Regions from separate parts of the Homo sapiens genome. Here region 2 is linked to region 1. A link is an interaction called in ENCODE POLR2A ChIA-PET data of the cell type or tissue named here. Cell type or tissue: HepG2. All regions are shown on one strand. Region 1 holds the start of NR1H4 (nuclear receptor subfamily 1 group H member 4). Region 2 overlaps SLC17A8 (solute carrier family 17 member 8).

The links. Peaks named below come from ENCODE experiments on the same cell type or tissue, not always from the same donor. Only the 100,000 strongest peaks of a DNase experiment are listed, where the experiment ranks them.
Region 2: POLR2A ChIA-PET joins it to region 1 with 5 read pairs; 2 of 35 experiments call an interaction of 5 or more read pairs at or near these places.

Annotation. Positions count from the first base shown.
Region 1 is chr12:100,470,558-100,475,557 of GRCh38, reverse strand. NR1H4 (nuclear receptor subfamily 1 group H member 4) reads right to left here and starts at 1,692. Exons shown (of 11, transcript NM_001206979.2): 1 at 1,499-1,692. In HepG2, no CTCF peak of the experiment used is centred here; DNase peaks (open chromatin) are centred at 197, 1,687 and 3,017; H3K4me3 peaks cover 2,067 bases.
Region 2 is chr12:100,376,235-100,381,234 of GRCh38, reverse strand. SLC17A8 (solute carrier family 17 member 8) reads right to left here. Exons shown (of 12, transcript NM_139319.3): 2 at 282-534. Among named protein-coding and RNA genes, the nearest start is that of SLC17A8, 22 kb to the right of the region's middle. In HepG2, no CTCF peak of the experiment used is centred here; no DNase peak of the experiment used is centred here.

The DNA.
Region 1 (5,000 bases):
TTGCAATTGGCCCAATCTTGAAGAGGTGGAAACAAGAGGAAGGACAAGGATTCCATGACTTTCCCTCTCCAGCTGTGAGGAGAGGGCAGAGGTACGTGGTGGGAAATTGCTGCAAATCTTGAGGAAGGGTCTCAGGACAAGAGAGCTTTGTCCCTGGCCAGTACTTTATCAGTTAACCAGGAGTTGCATCAGTATTTGTTGCAACATCCTCAGAAAACAGAAAAGTCCACGGTACAAATGGCACAGATCCATAATTTGGAGGACTGGGGGTAGGAACGTAACACAAAGATAAAAGTGTCTATCATTTTATAAAATCACAGCTAGAAACAAAATGGTAGCTCCCTGAACATCTTTTCCTCTCTTCTCCCTTCCTTTTTTTAGGAACAGAAAAAAAAATTTAGATAGATAGATAGATAGATAGATAGATAGATAGGTAAACCACTTTACTGAGGTGTGACTGACATATAAAAGCTTTACATATTCCATGTATACACTTTGATGAGTCTGGGGATAGGCATACACTCATTAAATCATCACCACAATCTATACCATAAACCTATCCATCACCTCCAAAAGTTTCTTCCTGCCTTCTTATTTATCACTAATATTATTTCTAAGGGTTCCTACCCCTCTTGTCAATACTCCTGAAGTGATTCTAAGACAGCACCAGAAACAGCATCAGATTTCTTTATAGCTCAAAGCTCAGGTGTGAGTTTCTTAGAGGAAGAATTCAAGGTGAGTCACTTGTCATTCCCTCCTGCCCCTCCCTTCTGAATAAAAACCCAATTAAAAGAAGTAAGTCAGGCTCCACAGTTGCCCCATTCACTCTGTCAATAAGGAGACAAAGAGGTATCTTATCTATAAATTTAGTCCTTGGACAATTTTATTACTAAAGTTCTTCGTCATACTCACATTTCTATCTTTTAAAAATATTTCCATCTGATATTTCCTGTCATATTAATATTCAAAATGGAAAGCAATAGAAGAGTTTACAACTGAAGTCAAGAAAGAAGACTTTTTCCACCTACTCTTCTTCTAGGGAAAAATTTCATTTCAATTAAGCATAGGTTAAATGTCTTATTCTTAGTTCCCAAGTCATCTGACATTAGCAATACTCCCAAACTCACATCAAGATTTGATAAATCACCAAAATATAGCACACTATACAAGTCAAATTGTTTATGGAATCAGAACGGAGACATTTCTGAAATGCACTATCTCCAGTGATTTACTCAGGTGACCACAATGTTAAAAGAGTATTTCTAAATAAGTTTTCAATAGGTAAGCAACTGTTAAGACTCATTAACTTTTGCTTCTGCTTCTTTTTGTTTTTTAGTTTCTCTCTTTTTTAATTTTCAGGACTTTACATCAAACTCTACTAACTTAGAATTCATTTATTGACATACATTACAGATGTCAAAGAGAAACTTTTAAGTGACTATTTTTTCTCTGTTGCTGTGAGATACACAACCCACTCCCAAAGGAATTAGGTACTTACTTGGATTGTTTTGGGTCAGAGATGGACTTTCAAGGCCCTGGGAGGATTCTGGACTGAGTCTTCCTCTCCAGATCCCAGCGATTTTGCTACAAATGCTCAGAATCCAATTTCGCATTAGGATAAGTCGGGGAGACAATGAGGTGAGGAGGAGGAGAGAGTTCCAGTGTACTGTGCATGATCACAGGCGGCCTTCTGGGCTAGCAGCAGCATCTCTTCCTTGGCTCTGTGCCTCATGGACACAGATTAGTCATTAACAATCCTTCCCTGCTAAATGATATAAACATAGAAAGGAACCTTGGGAGAGCCTCGAGATTCCCAAGACAAAACCGCAAAGCCCCAGAATGAGGAATGTGACAAAACCAAGGAGCCCTGCAGCTTGCCTTTGAAAGCATTTCTCCTCTGGCCGTTTTGTGGGCTCCTGGGCACCCGTATTTCTGTACACATCAACTAAAACCAAACTGTCATCTTCCCTCTCTCTCACTACAACTTCTTTGAATAGCTCTATCACTTCCCCGGGACTGAACTAGAAGCTGGGAGCCTTTTTGACCCTTCCCTCTGCCCAGCCACCCATATCAAATAATAACAGATTTGGGTTGATTGCATCTTTGGAATGTCTCTTATTTCCAACCCACATTGTTCTTCTCCTACTTTGGGCCTATCATAGCTTCCTTTCTGGATGACATTGGTCCCACAACCCCTTTTTCTTCTCTCCCCTTCTTCTGTTTTCCAAATTGCACAGCAGTGTGGAAGCACAGGCTCTGGTTAGATGCCCACTCTTTAGTCACAGCCTTGAGCAAGACACTTAGCCTCTCTGAGTCTCAGTTTCCTCATCTGTAGAATGGATATGGAGAAACCATCTCATGGGCTGTGGTGAGAATTACATGAGTAGTGAAAATGTTTAGAAAAGTGTGTGGCAGATAGCAATCACCCAATAATTTGTGGCAATTATTATTTCTCTCCTTCATTAGTTGAACCATCATTGATTGATTATCAGCCTACTATGTACCCAGCAACTTGCTAGGCACTCCCCTCATCGAAAATCCCCAATGCACTCTCTATGCCTAAAAAACGAACACAAAATGCTTGACATTTAGAACCCCTTCCACACCTGAAGATCTAGCCCTAATGTCTCTAGGATTTTCTCACATTCTGTCCCTTCAGACATCCCAACCTCTGCCAACCTGTACCAAGCTCTCCCGCCTCCACACTTTTGCACAAGCTCTTCCTTCTACCTCAGTTACTTTCTTTTCACACCCACACATCTTCCAGGCGTGGAACAGAAGCAGAGTTCTCCCTGAAGCCAGCCCCATTCCTCATCTGCCCCTATTCTCCCCACCCAACTCCCTTGATCTTTTATTTGTAGTTTCCTTGCTGTCCCTTAAATCCTCTGACCTTATATATTATAGTTTTCTACTTGTTTTATCTCTTTTACAAAAACCAGGCATGGTAGCAGACTTGTCTTTGTATCTACCCTTTGTCTTAGCACAGTGCCTCTCACAGAAAAAGCATTGTGTAACTCTTTGTTAACGCAATCAATGAGTGAGCTGAGAAACAACTTCCCAAAGCAGCATGGCTGCACATGCACCTGTGTGTGTGTGTGTGTGTGTGTGTGTATGTGATGTGTGCATTTCCCATCTGTGATGTGTGTCATTTGTTTCCCGTCACAAGGTCAGCTAGTAGAAGATCTACATTCAAACCTGTTAGAAATGTTATATTTTGCTTCTCTTATAAAATAGCATTTTTGTAGGTCCTACAGGCTCCTACTTCCTACCTACTTCTGGGGGTTCCCAATGTACTATGGTGCATCCTCCAGCCCCTTCGGCACAAGGAAGAGGGTCACCCCAGGCCTGTACATTTTCTTTTGAAGAGAGTTTGCACTGACACTTACTGCACTCTGCAGCTCTGGGCTGCCTGAGGGACTCCTGTGTGACTTCTATGTGACACCAAGCCCATTTCTTCTTGGATGATAAGAGCCTGTACTGTGATTTCATTCTCTCCAGCAGAGATGGAGACAATGACTGAAGACACAGACTGTGGCGCTGGACCGGCTGGGTTCAAATCCCAGCTCTGCCACTTACAAGCTGTGTGACCTTAGACCTTAGGCTTTTCCTTAACATCTGTCTCAGTTTCCCCATCTGTAAAATAAAGATATAATTACTATGTATTTCATGAGGTTATTGCAAGGATTTAATGAATTAATCTATGCAAAGCGCTGGTACCTGACACACAGAAAGTGCTGTGTAGGGGTTAGCTGTTATTATTTTCTCTGGGCCTTCACACTGACAATCGTATTTGCCCACTGGACTGGATACTCCCTGAGGGTGGCATGTATTTCCCATCCTTTTGGATCTCCAGTGGTGTAGCACATAGTGCTGGGTATGACATAAGAGCCCATTCAAAAATTTCAACAATTATTTTTCTTCTCTTCACACCACACAATCAATCCATTAGAAAATGTTTAAGTTTTACCTTCACAATATATGTATTGAATCTGATACCTTCCCACCACCTCCACTGTCATCTCTCTGGTCCATGCCAGGTTTCTTGCACCTGGGTTTGTGCCATGGCCTCCTAAGTGGCCTCCTTATTTCCATGCTTGCACTCTGTCATTTGTTCCCAGCATGGCAGCCAGAGTGATCCTACCAAAACCAAAGGATCATGTCGTTCTTTTGCTCAAAACCCCCACAGGCTTTCATCTCTCTCAGAGTAATGGCCAAACTTCTTACAGTGACCCCAAGGATCTAAATGACCCTGAATCCTACCCCATCCCAACATAGCTCTAACTTCATCTATCACTCACGCCGGTCATGAGGCCTCCTTGTTGTTCTCTGAACTCATAAAGCACATTCTCTCCCCAGGGCCCCTGTACTTTCTGTTCCATAGCCTGGATTGATTTTTGCCCAGAGACCTTCCATTGCATGCTACAGGTTTCTACTCACCTTACCAGAGAGGCCTTTCCTGGACACACCAAATACAATGCCATTTCTCTTCCCAGTACAGGATATCACTTCTCATTTCTCATTCCTTTTTTTGTTTGTTTGTTTTTGGAGACACAGTCTGGCTCTATCACCTAGGCTGGAGAGCAGTGGCATGATCTTGGCTCACTGCAACCTCAGCATTTCGGGTTCAAGCGGTTCTCCTGCCTCGGCCTCCCGAGTAGCTGAGACTACATGCACGTGCCGCCACACCCAGCTAATTTTTTGTATTTAGTAGAGATGGAGTTTCGCTATGTTGCCCAGGCTTGTCTCAAACTCCTAAGCTCAAGCGATCTTCCCGCCTCAGCCTCCCAAAGTGCTGGAATTACAGGCGTAAGCCACCGCACCTGGCCTCTCTTCTCATTCTTACCTTGCTTTATTTTACCCTGTAGCACTAAGCACTGAGCACCACTTAGCATACATGGACATGTTTCATGTCTCTCTCACTATATGGAACATAAATAGATGATTACACCTATCTTGTTCACCACTGTGTCCCTGATAACTGGATGCCCCAGGCAATGTGC
Region 2 (5,000 bases), 94 kb after region 1:
AGGAGCAAAGTATTGACACAGCTGCAGTCAACAGTTTCCTCAGGATTGTAGTCTCAGCTACTGATCTGAGATGCTGAGATGCTGAGATGCTGAGATGCTGAGATGGGAGGAGCTACTTATCTGAGATGCTGAAATGGGAGGATGCTGAGATGGGAGGTTAATTTCAACCTGGCAGGTTGGGGCTGCAGTAAGCCAAGATCGTGCCACTGTACTCTAGCCTGGGAGACCGAGCGAGACCCTGTCTCAAAAAGAAAAGTCTTCCACCATGGACTGATACCAACCTGAATTTCCGGTTTTCCATCAACATATACGGTGCTATTGTTGACCATTTCCACAATGGCAACTCCAAGATTGCACCGGATCCCAAAGGAAATGCAGAATCCCAGCCCACTCATGATAGCAATGATGTAACGCTTGGGGAGGCCGCAGCAGTGGCAGTCGCAGAGTGGGGGGCTTGGCCTGGACGTCTGCACCGGCCTTCCTTCTTCATTCAGCTCAATGTTATCTTCTTCCTCAGTTGTCCCATCGATTTTTCTACATGGGAAAAAGGATAGGCAGAAAATAAAAGCCAGGATTAAAGGAAAAAGAAAGTATACTAAGCAAAAAGAAAAAAGGTACCAGCAGATGAAAAACAAAAAGGAAGACCCATAGTAGAATACTATGGAGGTATTACTATTATTATTAAAGTAAGTTATTATTATTATTAAATATTATTATTATTATTAAAGTAAGTTATAGTGGCTAAAACTACTGATGTTCTGGGTATTGTGTGGGACTTTTATAAACATTCAATCAATCATTTAAATTTTATAACAACCCCATGAGGTAGACAGTGTCATCATGTCATTTTATAGATGAGGAAACTAAGTCATTTGAGGTAGGATAGAGGCCCAAGTCCAGAGTCTATGTCTAAAACAATATGCTATACTGCATTTCCTGCTGAAAGAGCATTGACAGACTTTGTTCACATTGCTCGACCCAGCTGATACAGTTGACCTTAACCTTTCTAAGTCTTTTTTTTTTTTTTTGAGACGGAGTTTTGCTTTTGTTGCCCGTTGCCCAGGCTGGAATGCAATGGCACGATCTCGGCTCCCCGCAACCTCTGCTTCCCAGGTTCAAGCGATTCTCTCACATCAGCCTCCTGAGTAGCTGGGATTACAGGTCTGCACCACCATGCCAGGCTAATTTTTGTATTTTCAGTAGAGACGGGGTTTCTCCATGTTGGTCAGGCTGGTCTCAAACTCCCGACTCAGATGATCCGCCCGCCTCAGCCTCCCAAAGTGCTGGGATTATAGGTGTGAGGCACTGTGCCCGGCCTAATTTTTCTAAGTCTTAATAAAATACTAAGTGGAGGTGGAGAGGGACATTTTCTATCACAATGCACACCCATTTGGTTGTATATCCTTTTCTCCTTAGATGGTTCCTCTAAGGAGGTGATCATCCAGCACCTTTTATTCAAATGGTAGACCTCTATAGATTCCAATTATGGCACATTCATTACAGTGAATTTATCTCTTCTTTTAAAAAAAAAGTAATTGGACAAACGGAACCCTATCTGTCAATTATAAAGGAAGTTGTATCCTCTTACTTATTGTCATCTTTCTGAGGATACTGTCATGGCCCACTTAAGGTCCAAGTCTTTTTAAAAATAATTAAAGCTTGCAAGTTTTCATAAATATTAAATGCAGTGATAAATAGCTAATATAATGGTTAACCCAATAGTTTGGATAAAACACAAGTCATTTGCCCACAAGTTCATATGAAAGATAACCTTGGCAGGTTCTTTTTTTTTTTTTTTTGGGGACGGAATCTCGGTCTGTTGCCAGGCTGGAGTGCAGTGGCACGATTCTCGGCTCACTGCAATCTCTGACTCCCTAGCTCAAGCAATTCTCCTGCCTCAACTTCCTGAGTAGCTGGGATTACAGCCATGCGCCACCACACCCAGATAATTTTTGTATTTTTAGTAGAGACGGGGTTTCACCGTGTTAGCCAGGATGGTTTCGATCTCCTGACCTCGTGATCCGCCCACCTTGGCCTCCCAAAGTGCTGGGATTACAGGCGTGAGCCACCGCCCCCGGCACCTTGGCAGGTTCTTATGACTCAAGGAAATCAAATTTCCGGCACAAGTATAGAGAAACAAATACACTGGATTCAATTCAGTTCATCAGATATATATTGAGCGCCTACTGTGTCTCAGGTACTGGGCTAAGTATTGGGGAGCAATAGACAACGTGACATATTATCTGCCTTCTTCCAGCTCTTAGGCTGATGGGGAAGAAAGACACATATACAAGCAGCTATAATTACTGGATGATGTGGGTTTTATTGAAATCAAAGTGAAAAGCAATGGTAGAACAAGGGAAGGAGCTTTGAATTTCAACCGGTGAGCCCAGAGTAGAAGCTTAGTAAATGTGCCAGAACATTAAAGCAATTGGAAAAGAACCTAACCATTTCCCTACCAATGTACCTACCTACCTGCCGGCCTGCATTTATACTGATGGGGTCTATGCAGTTGTCCATGCTTCTAGCTAAGTCCAGCCCCTTTCCCTGGACACTAGATCTTGTCCCCTTTTATCCCCTCACGAATATTGCTCCAGAAATCCCCACCCCCACGCTTCATTCATTATGTTCTCCTCCCTAGTATAATAGATCATTCCTGTTGCCTATAAATAAGCTTTTATTCCTCCCATATTAGAATCTAAAATAAAAGACATTTTCTCTTTCAGTTATCCTCCTATTTCTCATTTTCCTTTTTTTAAGAAAGAAATGACTGTCTTCAATTCCTCTCCTCCTGTTCTCTCCTGGACCCACTCCAGCCAGGTATTCCCAACCTGAGCCCCCAAAACTGCCCTACTTAAGGTTATCAATGCCCTCCTCATGGCTCAGTCCAAAGGTCATTTTCAGTCCTCATCTGATTTAATCAACCTAGCAGCAGCATTTGATACAATTGACCACTTTCTCTTTCTTGGCCATTTTATGTTTTTCCAGGAAAACACTTGGTCATCCTCCTAATTCTTCTGTTTTATCTCTTATAGCTGATTCCTTCTTACCTCAACCTATATACACTAGAATGCCTAGGACTCCATTCTCGGGTCTCTTGCTTTCTGTCTATGCCCTCTGGACATCTAAGCAGGCTCTGGGCTTTAGATACCATGTATATGCTAACAGCTCCCAATCTTTATAACTAGACTTATCTGACATCTCCTTGGACACCTAAAAGGCAGCTTAAACTTAACATGTCCAAACTGACTTCCCCTAAAAAAAAATTAATTCCTGAAGTTATTCTCATCATAAGTAATGACAATTTTGCTACTTTGGTTGCTCCAGCAAAAATCTTGAAGCCATCAGGCTGGGCGCGGTGGCTCACGCCTGTAATCCCAGCACTTTGGGAGGCCAAGGCAGGTAGATCACCTGAGGTCAGGAGTTCGAGACCAGCCTGGCCAACATGGCAAACTCCGTCTCTACTAAAAATACAAAAATTAGCTGGCCGTGGTGGCACGCGCCTGTAGTCCCAGCTACTCGGGAGACTGAGGCAGGAGAATCACTTGAATCTGGGAGGCGGAGGCTGCAGTGAGCTGATATAGCGGCATTGCATTCCAGTCTTCATGACAGTGAGACTCCGTCTCAAAAAAAAAAAAAAAAAAAAAAATATATATATATATATATCTTGAAGCCATCTTGGATGCCTCACTTCTCCAATCTATGTCCAACTGAGGAGCTCATGTACCTTACTTTGAATGTTGAGTCGCCCACTTACTCAGCTGTGTGACTTTAGCCTAATTACTTAAACTCCCTGGACTTCAGTTTCTTCATCTGTAAGCTAGGAATTATAATAGTTTCTTCTTCATAGGGTTGTTCTTAGGATTGTCATAAATGAGTTATCAAACTTAGGTAATTTAGAACAGAACTTGCCACATAATAAAAAGCAACATATACCAGCTATTTTTATTACGTTAATCCTCACCGTCACTTAATGAGTCTATGATGCTAGACTTAGCATTGATGCCATTAGCTCTGAGAGGCAGTTGGATGATAGGACTTTATAATGGGCTGCCCTAGTAGTCTCCATGAATTTCTGGCAACCAAATACGTGTAACTTAAGTAGGATGGAAAACTGATGCTCTAGGCCTGGCGTGGTAGCTCACGCCTGTAATCCCAGCACTTTGAGAAGCTGAGGTGGGCAGATCACCTGAGGTCAGGAGTTCGAGACCAGACTGACCAACACGGCAAAACCCCGTCTCTACTAAAAATGCAAAAATTAGCCAGGCATGGTGGCGAGCACCTGTAGTCCCAGCTACTCCGGAGGCTGAGGCATGAGAATCACTTGAACCTTGGAGGCAGAGGTTACAGTGAGCTGAGATTGCACTGCTGCACTCCAGCCTGGGTAACAGAGTGAGACTCCATCTCAAAAAAAAGAAAAGAAAAGAAAGAAAACTGATGCTCTAATATTGACACATTACTATAATAGTATATTCCTAGCAGCTAAAACAAGGATAATATGTAACAACCACAGTAATATTGTATGAGGCAAATTCAGTTCTCTCCCTCTGCCCTCCTCTACAGATACTTTCATGTAATTCTCTTATTTGATCATTAATACAGCTCAGTGAGACATGGGAAATCTAATACTCCCATTTGACACAAAATACAACTGTAGTTCAGAAAGCAAGAACAAATTGGCCAAGGTCACACAGCCCTTAGTGGGTAGAGGCAAGATATGAAACCCTTCTCCTTTGCTGTCTAGGTTCCTTGGACCACTTTCCTGTGTGTTCCCAGCACACCAGGCCATGCTCCTTCTCAATGATCTTCCTGAGTCACTTTGTCATCTGTACCTGTTACTTTGTAGTCCTTGCGCAGCCATCATGACTCAGAAGAGCAGGGGAAGAGAATGGACTCTGGACTGAGAGATGCCCAGTGCTATCTCTCCCTTGTGCTAGCTCTGTGACTTTGGCTAAGTTACTTGACCTTCTACTAGTCTTCCAGGGATGCTGTAACAAAGC